2 separate regions of the Homo sapiens genome follow, and region 2 is linked to region 1. A link is an interaction called in ENCODE POLR2A ChIA-PET data of the cell type or tissue named here. Cell type or tissue: IMR-90. All regions are shown on one strand. Links, peaks and the distances in the headings refer to the core of each region. The heading gives the core; the rest is flanking DNA. Region 1 overlaps METTL14 (methyltransferase 14, N6-adenosine-methyltransferase non-catalytic subunit). Region 2 has its middle 6.4 kb from the start of SEC24D.

Region 1 (5,386 bases), core at 313-5,312:
GGAAGAGAGGGGAATCCCTTGGACTTCTATAGCCAGTTTACTCTGCAAGGATTTCCATGTTTTACGTAAGAGACAGTATAGCAAGGGAGACAGAGTATTAGTTATTTTTATTATATCTTTAAATTTTCTGTTTCTTATTCCTTGTTTGTGGTGTTGTGTTCCACATATATTGAATATTATCTTCCATAATACCACAAACATGCCAAAAAACAAACTAGAAGGCAGCAAATAAAAATCTCATAGGTTTAATAGTCAGTGAGAGCCCATAGGTGTGGAATGTGCTCTTGATCATGGTATCTGCCAGGTAATACATAAAAGACACAGTATAATTAACCTTTTTTTCTTCAACTATTACAAATCTTACTGTATTCATGCACTTTTAGAAACTAAAAATGTTTTAAAAAACAATGAACTAAGTATTGTACAGAAATGGCTACTGTATTTTAGAATGTGATCCTAGTGAAATATTTTTCATTTTATAGCTTTTTATGATGCATCTACTTTTCTAAGAAATAACCTAAGGATGATGGGGCAGATATATTATAAACCTAACTTTGCAGATAAATAACCTAATTCTTACAGATAATTGGACCTGTCCCAAATAATGCTGTGTCTCTTATAATGCTCCAGAGGCATATTTTCAGGGTCCCCTACAAAGGGCATGTCTGTAAGAGTCACCACACCCAAAGAACCCCAGAGCACCGTGTCTGTATTGGGTATTTGTAGTTCCTTCCATTCTAAAGACAGTTTAATCAATCAGAAAATATCCTTATTACAAGAAAAGTTGTCTAGCAATATAATTGGCAAAATAGCTGTTTACCTACAGAAGTATAATGTGCAGTGGAAATTCTGAGAAAGAAGAAATAATTTTCATTTCATGTAAGAAATATATTTGAATTGGATGTTGAAGGGTGGGATTTTTAACAGGTTGACAGGATAGAAAAGAAAATAATATGGGCACAAAAATCGGGGTTAGTATAGAAGCAGTTACTATAGTAGTTCATTGTTTTCCTTAGAGGTTCATGAAAAGCATTAATGAGAAATGTTATTGGAAAGTTCATTCAGCCATCATTGTAAAAGATCTTAGATTTTATATTTATGAATTTGGGCTTTGTGGAAACAGTTGGAAGGTTTTTGAGCAGAGAAGTGACATGTTTTAAGCTTTGCTTTAGGCTTTCCACTTTTAGAGGGAGGAGAAGCTATAGGTTGGGAGATCATTACAGTATATATGTGTGTCTGTTACACATGTGTTATATGGTAGGGTATTGACCTTGTAAAAAAAAATAAAGGCTTAAATTTGAGGGTGGCAGCAGAAATGGAAAGATAGGAATGAGTGGGAGTAACATGGTAGTGGTTGAATTTCTCAGACCTATCAACTGAGAATATTTTCTAGTTAGCAAGTGTAGAGCAAAAGTTGGTTCCAAGATTTTAATCAGAAAATGGCACCATTTACATAAATAGGAAGATTATATATAATTTATTACAGTTTCACTAAACCCAAACTCAGTGTAATGTATGGGATTTTTTTTCTCTAAGTTCTATTCTCACAAAAGATAGTACGTGGATGAGGAGGATATATTACAAAAGTTACAATCTAGGAGGAGAAACAAGATATATACCTGTGAAATCTTTAAAACATGACCACAATTAAGTGCCATTCTGTAAAAGAGATCAGTATTGGATGAATGATGGGGACATCTTTAAGAATGCATTGGGGATTTGAACTAGCTTCTAAAGAATTAATAAGAGAGAATTGCAAATAAAAAGTATAATCTTTTTTTCCTCCATTTCAGGCTGGCTCACAGTTGGACCAACGCTTACAAATAGCAACTACAATGCAGAAACATATGCATCCTATTTCAGTGCTCCTAATTCCTACTTGACTGGTTGTACAGAAGAAATTGAGAGACTTCGACCAAAATCGCCTCCTCCCAAATCTAAATCTGACCGAGGAGGTGGAGCTCCCAGAGGTGGAGGAAGAGGTGGAACTTCTGCTGGCCGTGGACGAGAAAGAAATAGATCTAACTTCCGAGGAGAAAGAGGTGGCTTTAGAGGGGGCCGTGGAGGAGCACACAGAGGTGGCTTTCCACCTCGATAATTGTTGAAGACATTGAACCTATTCATCCTCCTCTAACCTTCTTTATTGTAATTAAATTTCAAGTGGGAGACTTAACTTTAGAACTCACTTCCAGCTTGCACTTTGCTTTAATTTCTCTGAGCTGCAAGAATGTCTTAGCGAGCCTTGCTTGCAGTTGTCACACACACTGTCTGGTTTTTTTCAGGATAAATGAATGATTCTGCCTTTTGTTATGTGCGTGAACAGAATGGAACAACTCAAGTAGCTTCATCTTCAGAGACTGAATTTATTCTGATAGACTTCAGCTAATTACAAAGGATTTTGCTAATTTTTGGGAATAAATAATGGAAAAAGATCCAGTCTGTGGTATCATGCTAGTGCTGACAGGGCCTTGATAGAATAGAGTTGGAAAAGATGGTAAGCTTTTGTCAGGGTTTTAACATTTTCTTGATGAAACAATAAAAAGAGGTAAGCTTTTTTCTTCTTTTTTTTTAAGTTTTAAATAAACTCAGATATAATTTGAATACTGAAGAAATTAAGAGACTTTGAACAAAAACTCTTCCCAAATCTAAATTTGATAGGGGAGGTGGAGATTCCAGGGGTGGGTGAAAGAAGAGATAGAACTTAGCAGGCAGACTTAAAAAAAAAAAAAAAGTTTATCATCATAATCTCAATTTTGTGGCTATGACTCCTAATCACGCTTCCTAAGAAGCAAAGGAGGACAAATATTCATGTGCTAGATAGCACTGTGGTGTGGACTTGAACTTGGATTGACCTTAAATTTTATATTCCTCAAATAAAAGAGAGGCAGCGACAAGATACCTCATTATCAGATGCTTGGTTTATACATTTTGGGACTAAAATACTTGGTGATGAAATGACATACACCTTTAAACTTGTTATGGAGATAGTTTAATGTAAAACCAACTACGGAAAACCCTCAACTTAAGGATACAGCTTGGAAATTGGAACTGCAATTGCCTTTTATTAAAACCATATGGTGTGATGTTTGTTTTTAAAATTATATAAGACTTTATGCTGTCACTTCTCTTGCTGTACTGTAATTCATGTTTTAAATGAATTTGATAATGAAATTATACTATTATCATTCTTGATGAATACTTTTCTTATTTTTATGATTTTTCTAATGAAACTTTAAACTTTTGAGATTTGAGAGTCTGTTTTCTATAAGTAGAATTACTGTTGTTACAAAATGAAAAAGGACTGACCTAAAATCAGTCTCTTCTTTTGGTCTGTGATGGATTTTAATGGCCGTTCTGTGCTCATATATACCTAAGATGAGATTATATTACATCCACCAAAGACTCAGTTTGAAGATAAGGAATGAGTGATAGAAGAAATAAGGCTGAGATCCTTAAAAGCCTAATTAATTTAACTCGCTTAACCCATTAGTACTATCTAGTACAAGACCCCTTTTTTTTTGCTGAAATTATGGTATATTTTCAACTTCACTAATTACAAATTATCTAGATTTAGAACTCTATATGTCAGCATTGACCTGGGAATGAAGTCAGGATAGAGAAATTCCACTTGCCTGTGATGGGTCCTTAGAAGTATCAGCTAAGGAGTGACCCTGTCCTATACACAGGGCTCTCTATTACGTTCCATACCCTGGGCCTACCCAAGGTGACATTCCTGCTGTTTACATGGCATAGGCACCTGTGAGATCAGTGTCACAATTTCATCTTAGAAAGAGGTAGGTATGGCTGCTTTGTCGGTTGAAAGTTAAGGGGAGCCATGATCTACCATATTTAGGAAAAAGTTATTTAAAAAAGAGCAGATGGTGGAAAAAGAATGTAAGACCCAGAATTTATCCCTTTGACAATGAATCTGGCCTTTTTAATAGCAGGATGGAATTGATTCACTAGTTTTTGCTAACTTTCACTTTCAGTAAAGGTTGAGGTGTTGTTTTTGCAATGACTGTGTATTCATTGAGGAAAGGTTTCCAATGAAATTTCATTACTCTGACCTCTTCTAATTTTTGGTCTTCTTTATATTTACATGTCTTACATTCCACAAAATTATTTAGAAATGCTGGGCATGGTGGCTCATGCCTGTAATCCCAGCACTTTGTGAGGCCGATGTGGGTGGATCACTTGAGGTCAGGAGTTTGAGACCAGCCTGACCAATATGGAGAAATCCCATCTCTACTAAAAATACAAAATTAGCTGGGCGTGGTGGCATGTGCACGCCTGTAATCCCCGCTACTCGGGAGGCTGTGGCAGGAGAATTGCCTGAACCCAGGAGGCGGAGGTTGCAGTGAGCCGAGATTGTGCCACTGCACTCCAGCCTGGGCGACAGAGTGAGACTCTGTCTCAAAAAAAAAAAAAAAAATTGTATAGAAATAAATTTTTAGTTGCTTTATGCACTAATTCCTTACTGGGGATAGAAGCTAATTATTGTGAAATAACCTAGTTTAGAAGTTAGAAGATCAGCATGTCTGAGTTTTTACAGAATTATAATTCATGGTATTCCAAACCAACTGTTGTTATTTATTTCCAGTGAGAACCATTTTCCCACTGACCTTCCTCCTTTCAGAGGATGGGGATTAGGAGGCCCAAAGTACTGATTGAGTAGGAATACTTTTTTACTCTTCTTCACTGTGGAGAAAGAAGAGGGCAGGTAGTTGATGATGTCAGGAGAACAGATTTTATGGTGTGGAATACCATACCTAAACACAAATGAATCAGATTAGACCACAGAATTGTGATGATGGCAGTCAGAATGTAATACGGTCATCATGAAACAGCACAGTGTGAGAGGTCAAGGTGTCAACCTGGGAAGTGAGAATCAAGCAGGAGTGTGGCATGGCAACCAACTCACAGATCCAGAGTTGAGAGGGATCACTACTGCAGCAGTTCTGCTCTGTTACTCTGGTAAGTAGTAGAGCCACTTTATGAGCCCTTATTTCCTATCTCCCTTATTCTGAGGCCAGGTCAGTGATATGCTATAGTTTCATTTAAGTTAATGGAGTATAAAGATGGGATACTTGGGAGCTATATTGTGCATCAGGGTGTCACAGCTGCTACTAGGAGTTACTCCTTTTCATGTCTTTTAAAATACTTTCTACCCATCTTAATTGCTAAATTATCTTTCAGTTAGTTACAGCGCTTAATTTAAAACCTGTACTGTTTTCATCCTGAATTTAGAACATAAGATTTAGCCTTTGAAGTATAGTTTCAGACTTTACTAATTTGTTTAATATAATCCTTATTAACATGACAAAATGAAAGCCCTGTTGGGACTTAGTCTAAACAGTAGTCTTTGATCTGAAAGTGTCTCATATTT
Region 2 (5,386 bases), core at 133-5,132, 130 kb after region 1:
CTGGTGGAGGTGGCACCTGAGCTGAGGACCTGAGGACAGTAATAAGGCCAAAAAAAAGGCTGAAGGGCAGCAGGGAATAGCATGAATGAGTTGAGGAAGATGAGGAACATAGGGCATTCAGAGGGGCTATAAGTCCTGTACAGCTTGGACATGGGTTTCTAAAGCAAACGAGATTAGGCAGGTAGGCTAGGGTAGCTCATGGATCCCTCAAAGGCACTGGAAAGGCAATGGAACAATTTAAGCATGGGAATGACACAGTGGATTGTTTTTTTCTTTCCAGAAAGATCAGTCTGGAGTTAGTGAAAGAGTGGAAGAGAGGAAAAGGCAAGACTGGTGGGGTAAAGAAGAGTTAGGACACTGTCAGCAATAATCCAGATGAGAATATGGTGGCCTAAGCAAAGGCAGTGGAGATGTGGGTGGAGAGGACAGACAGGTGGGAAAGAGGTTTAGAAGGCGTATCAATGGGACTGGGTACAGAAATCAGGAAAGTGAGGCAGAATACAGACAAACACTCAGATTTTTGATCTGTGAGAATTAGTGGATGAATGGTAGAGCTATATAAGGGGTGAGGGAAACAAAAACGAGAGCCGATATGGGGAGGGGATGGGTTCAGTTTTGGAGAAGTTCATTTTGAGCTATCTGTGGGACATCTACGTGGAAGTGTCCAGTCACCTGTGAGATACGTGTGTCTGCAGCTAGGAGACAAATCTGAACTGGAGGTAGTATAAGGCAGCCAGCAATGAAAATTTAAAAATCAATCTGGCAGGCAAGAGATCAATCAGGCTCTGCAGTCAGACCAAGTCATGACTTCTGGTTCTGTCCTTTATAAGCTGTGTGTACCCTCCCTAAACCTCAGTATTTTTATCTTTAAAAATTGAAGGAATAATAATAATAATCTCAAAGGTCGTTGTGGGGATTAAATGAGATAATACAAGTAAATCACTCAGCACAATGTTTGGCACATAACAACTGATCAATAACGTTACCATTGTAGCATCATCATCCCAATCATTATTAACAACATGTAAGTGACAGTTGAAGCCATATGAGTAAAGTCAAAGGATGAAACCCCTGGGAACCTAGAATAGATGCATGTTCTAAGTTTACTAAACCTTGGTTTACTCACTGTAAATTAGGAATATTATATTTCTCTCATTGTCATGGAGTAAAAAGGGTTATGGAACAAAGTAAAAGTAGACCAGGGTAAAAAGCACTGGGAATGCTGAGCTGGTGATCAGCAGTATTATACGGGGTAGGTAGGCAGGGCTCTTGGGGCCAGGAAGTAGTGCCACTCAGCTCTCCTTTCAATATAACCTGCTCTGAGGAATATAAGTGGCTGACAACCTTCAGCTTCTACCCCTTTGGAGCTGCTAAGGCACTTAGCCCAAAGCCACTCTCTCAGCAGCCCCTAGCCAAAGACTGCACTTGGTGGGGTTAATGAAGTCAGCATTTTTCCTAACATGGGACACCTCTAGAGGGATATCTTTTCTCTGGGGTTCTCTTTGCCCTGGCCAAGACTTTCTCAGAGCTGCACTGCAATCTGAGGTTCATCCTACCTCATCCTCCTTCCTGCCCTCTCTTTTTCACAGGTGTCAGATCTGCACGCACCAGAAGTCTCTCTCTCCTCCTCTTGCTTCCTAGCTCATCAGTTCTTATAGGTGTTCCTCTCAATAAATCTCTTACGTATCTCATTCCATGTTGTTGTCTGCTTTTCATCTGACCTGGCCTGACAGCCTCATGGAGAAGGTGAGATTTGAACAAAGCTTTGGAGGAGGTAAAGGAGTTAGCAATGCAGATCATCTGGGGCGGGGAAGGGAATTCAGGCAGAAGAGAGAGCCCCCAAAAGTTCCTATGTCAGGAAGTAGGTGTCTGGCATGTTTCAGGAGTAGAAGGATGCCACAGAGTCTGGAGCAGAGGAAATGAGGGGAAGGTTGTAGGAGAGGAGGGCCTAGAGGTTAGGGGGTAGGCAGATAGTATAGGATCCTTAGGCTATTTTAAAGTTTGGTTTTTAATTTGAATGAAAAAGGAGTCCTTACAGGTTTTGAACTGAGGAATGACATGATTTGACTCACTTTCCAATTTTTTTTACTGATATGGGAGGCAGGTGTTCAGAACAATATTTATTTTTACAGTCGCAGTGAGATTTCAGGCCTCAGAAATGTATTCTGTAATCGTTTGCTTTCACACAGGTTTTCTTGGTCATGGCCAAGATTTGAGAACAGCAAGTGTTTTGGAGCCTCCTGCACTATAAAAGCAGGTAGAAAATTGAATTCTGACTGCTGCACGACCACAGTTCTGTATTCATACTCACCCCTCACTCCCACCACATTCCTGGTGACTTGAAAGATTTTCCAATTGATGAAGTGAGTAAGATGTGATTCAATGTTTTCATTGCACTGATTTTCTTGAGTGATCTAAGGAGACAAGTAAGCTAGTAGTATTGAACTGAGAAATTAAAAGCCCCTGACTCATCATAATAACAGGAAGAGGTAAAAACCGTACTAACAATCTAATTGAAGTCAGTGCCTGAATATGTGATCATTAGTAGGAAGAAATGATGTTCCTTCGATTTTTTTCCTCAAATCTACTTATGTGATTACCTAGAAAATAATGCAATACTGTATTGTTGCATAAATAAGAAATATCAGAAATTTGGATTTTGGAATATTGTATATGTGGCAGAGACTGGACATTTTTCTGGAATATCCATTATTCTGAGTGTGTGGCTGGTGTGTGGATGTCCGGCCTCCCCTGTAGCTGGTTGTAGCTTTATGGCTCACAGAGCACAGTGGACATAATATGTGCAACTTATTTGTCTCATCTTTAAAAGTCGCTTCCTGAGTCTTTCATTTTCTGCAAGCTAGAATGAAGACATGGTAGTAGTAAAGCCAAATTAACCCTCCAGGTGAGGATAATGCTCTAGGGTTGATGGCAAGAAATAATGAACCCTGGTCTCTGGTTGTCTTCATAACCAGGGCCACCTACCCCTCTTGAACCCTGTGTCTACCTCTGAGCTGGTATATGAGAGAAAAAGAAACTCTATGGAGTTTGAGCCACTGACTTGGGGTGGGGGAAGAATCTTTTACAGCAAATTAGCATATTTTAAAAATTAATATATTTTAAAAATTAAGAGAGATACTTGTAAATTGTACCAGTCAGAGAGCATCTACCACAAGAAACAATCCAATAACACATCATAATCTACTAGAGTAAGAAGAGGACTATGGATAAAACTGAATTAGCCACAAAGAGGGGAAAACATAGACTGTTTGGTGACTTTATTGTTTTAATGGAGTTGTTCAGTAAAAACACACCCCGATGTTTAAGTGTGGAGTTTTCTTTTGAAAAGAGCTGATGTTCCCATTGTTAATCACAATGGATACTGTTTCACTGGCCAAGAATGAAGGTGACTTTTCGGATTGAGAAAGGAGAGGCTCCCCTTCCTCTTCCTCCAAGGTCTAAACGTTGAGTCTAGACTGAGAGATACTGAGAAGTCTGCAACTGTGCCACTTGAGAGAGTTACATCTCAAGAGTTAATCTCAGCCACAGGAAGACAGGTCACAAGCCAGTGCTTGTGTTTGCGGCAGCAGTGAGGCTGGGAGCCCATTTCTAGGCCAGCCCCATGTGTCAGCGCCCTTCAGCCCCACTGGGGCAGTTCTGAGTTCCATCACCACTAACAAGAATCAAGAGCAACTCTTTGATCCCGAGGGGCAGGGTTCTCTCTCGTTTTAGACCTGAGGAGTGGAGGAGATGCAGATGGCAGAGCATGGTGGCAAGATCTGGCTAGAGTGGACAAATCTGAGGATTGCACTCAGAAATAGCCACAATTCAGTCCCTGGAGAACCTTCAGAAACCACTGTGTCACCCTGAAGTGGGGACTGAATTCAGTGAACAGACAGGACCTTGTCCCATCGTATATATATATATCACTAGCAGATAGTATCATATTGACTTCTGAGAACACACTTTTTAGATTTCAGTTTTCAAGATTTGTTTCCAGGTTGAAATTTTTCTCAATTAATGCAAGAGAAGAGTTAACATTTGTTCTGGTGACTACTATAAAGAAAAGCTATGAAAGTCAAATCAATATAGTATTGCCATCAAGATAAAAATATTAAGAAAACAGATTAGCATTATAGAAATAGATCCACATATATATAAATTGATTTTTGGCACAGGTATAAACAGACTTTTCTTGTCTCTTTAACAAATTGTGCTGGAACAATTAGGTATACACAGGCAAAAAAAAAAAAAAAGAATCTCAATCCCTACCTTGCACCATATAACAGAATTAATTCAAAATAAAGTACAGACCTAAATGAAAAATCTAGAACTCTAAAATCAAGATCACATCACAAAGACTTTCTCCTTTTTTCCTGGATACTTCTAAGTTCCAAGAGGATCAAAAGCATATGTCCATAAATAGGCCAAGCGTGGGGGCTCATGCCTGTAATCCTAGCACTTTGGGAGGCCGAGGTGGGCGGATCACCTGAGGTCAGAAGTTCGAGACCAGCCTGGCCAATGTGGTGAAACCTCGTCTCTACTAAAAATACAAAAATTAGCTAGCCGTGGTGGTGCACACCTGTAATCCCAGCTACTCAGGAGGCTGAGGCAGGAGAATCACTTGAATCCAAGAGGTGGAGGTTGCAGTGAGCCGAGATTGCACATTGCACTCTTGCCTAGGCAACAGAGTGAGTGAGACTCCATCTAAAAAAAAAAAAGTTTATGTTCATAAGTAGATTCATATACAAATGGTTACAATAGCTTTATTTATAATAACCAAAAACTGAAATTAACCCTAATGTCTATGAACAGGTGAATAAACAAATTGTGGTATATCCTGACAAAGGAATATTCAGCAACGAAAAGAAATGAACTACTGGTACATGCAGCAAATAAATAAATCTCACAATAATGTTGAATGAAAGAAGCCAGACATACAAAGAATATATGATTTTATTTACATAAATTTCAAGAAAATGCAAACTGATCTATAGTGACATAAGGTAGATCAGTAGTTGCATGGAACATGGAACTGAGGAGAGGGCAGAGAGAGGTGGGTGAGGGGCACTATAAAGAAGAAGGGGATACTTTGGGGTGATGGATATGTTCATTATCTAGATTGGTTTTACAGGTGTGTATATGTATATATACATATATCAAAATGTATCAAATTGTATATTTTAAATATGTACAGTTAATTGTATTTTAGTAGATTTCAATAAAGTTGTTAACTTTTTTTATTGAATTTATGATTTTTTATAGAGGCTTGATGTATTTGTGATATTAAGATTTCTAGACCCAGAACATAACCTGGTTTTTTTTTTGTTGTTGTTTTTTGTTTTTTTTGCCTTTGGGCCCTTCAATAAGTTAGGTGTTTTTGTTT

What was found. Peaks named below come from ENCODE experiments on the same cell type or tissue, not always from the same donor. Only the 100,000 strongest peaks of a DNase experiment are listed, where the experiment ranks them.
Region 2: POLR2A ChIA-PET joins it to region 1 with 9 read pairs; 3 of 35 experiments call an interaction of 5 or more read pairs at or near these places.

The regions. Positions count from the first base shown.
Region 1 is chr4:118,708,205-118,713,590 of GRCh38, forward strand. It overlaps METTL14 (methyltransferase 14, N6-adenosine-methyltransferase non-catalytic subunit), which reads left to right. Exons shown (of 11, transcript NM_020961.4): 11 at 1,794-5,386. The coding sequence ends at 2,098. Among named protein-coding and RNA genes, the nearest start is that of METTL14, 26 kb to the left of the region's middle. In IMR-90, for the core only: no CTCF peak of the experiment used is centred there; a DNase peak (open chromatin) is centred at 4,837.
Region 2 is chr4:118,839,864-118,845,249 of GRCh38, forward strand. No RefSeq gene overlaps it. Among named protein-coding and RNA genes, the nearest start is that of SEC24D, 6.4 kb to the left of the region's middle. In IMR-90, for the core only: no CTCF peak of the experiment used is centred there; a DNase peak (open chromatin) is centred at 2,398.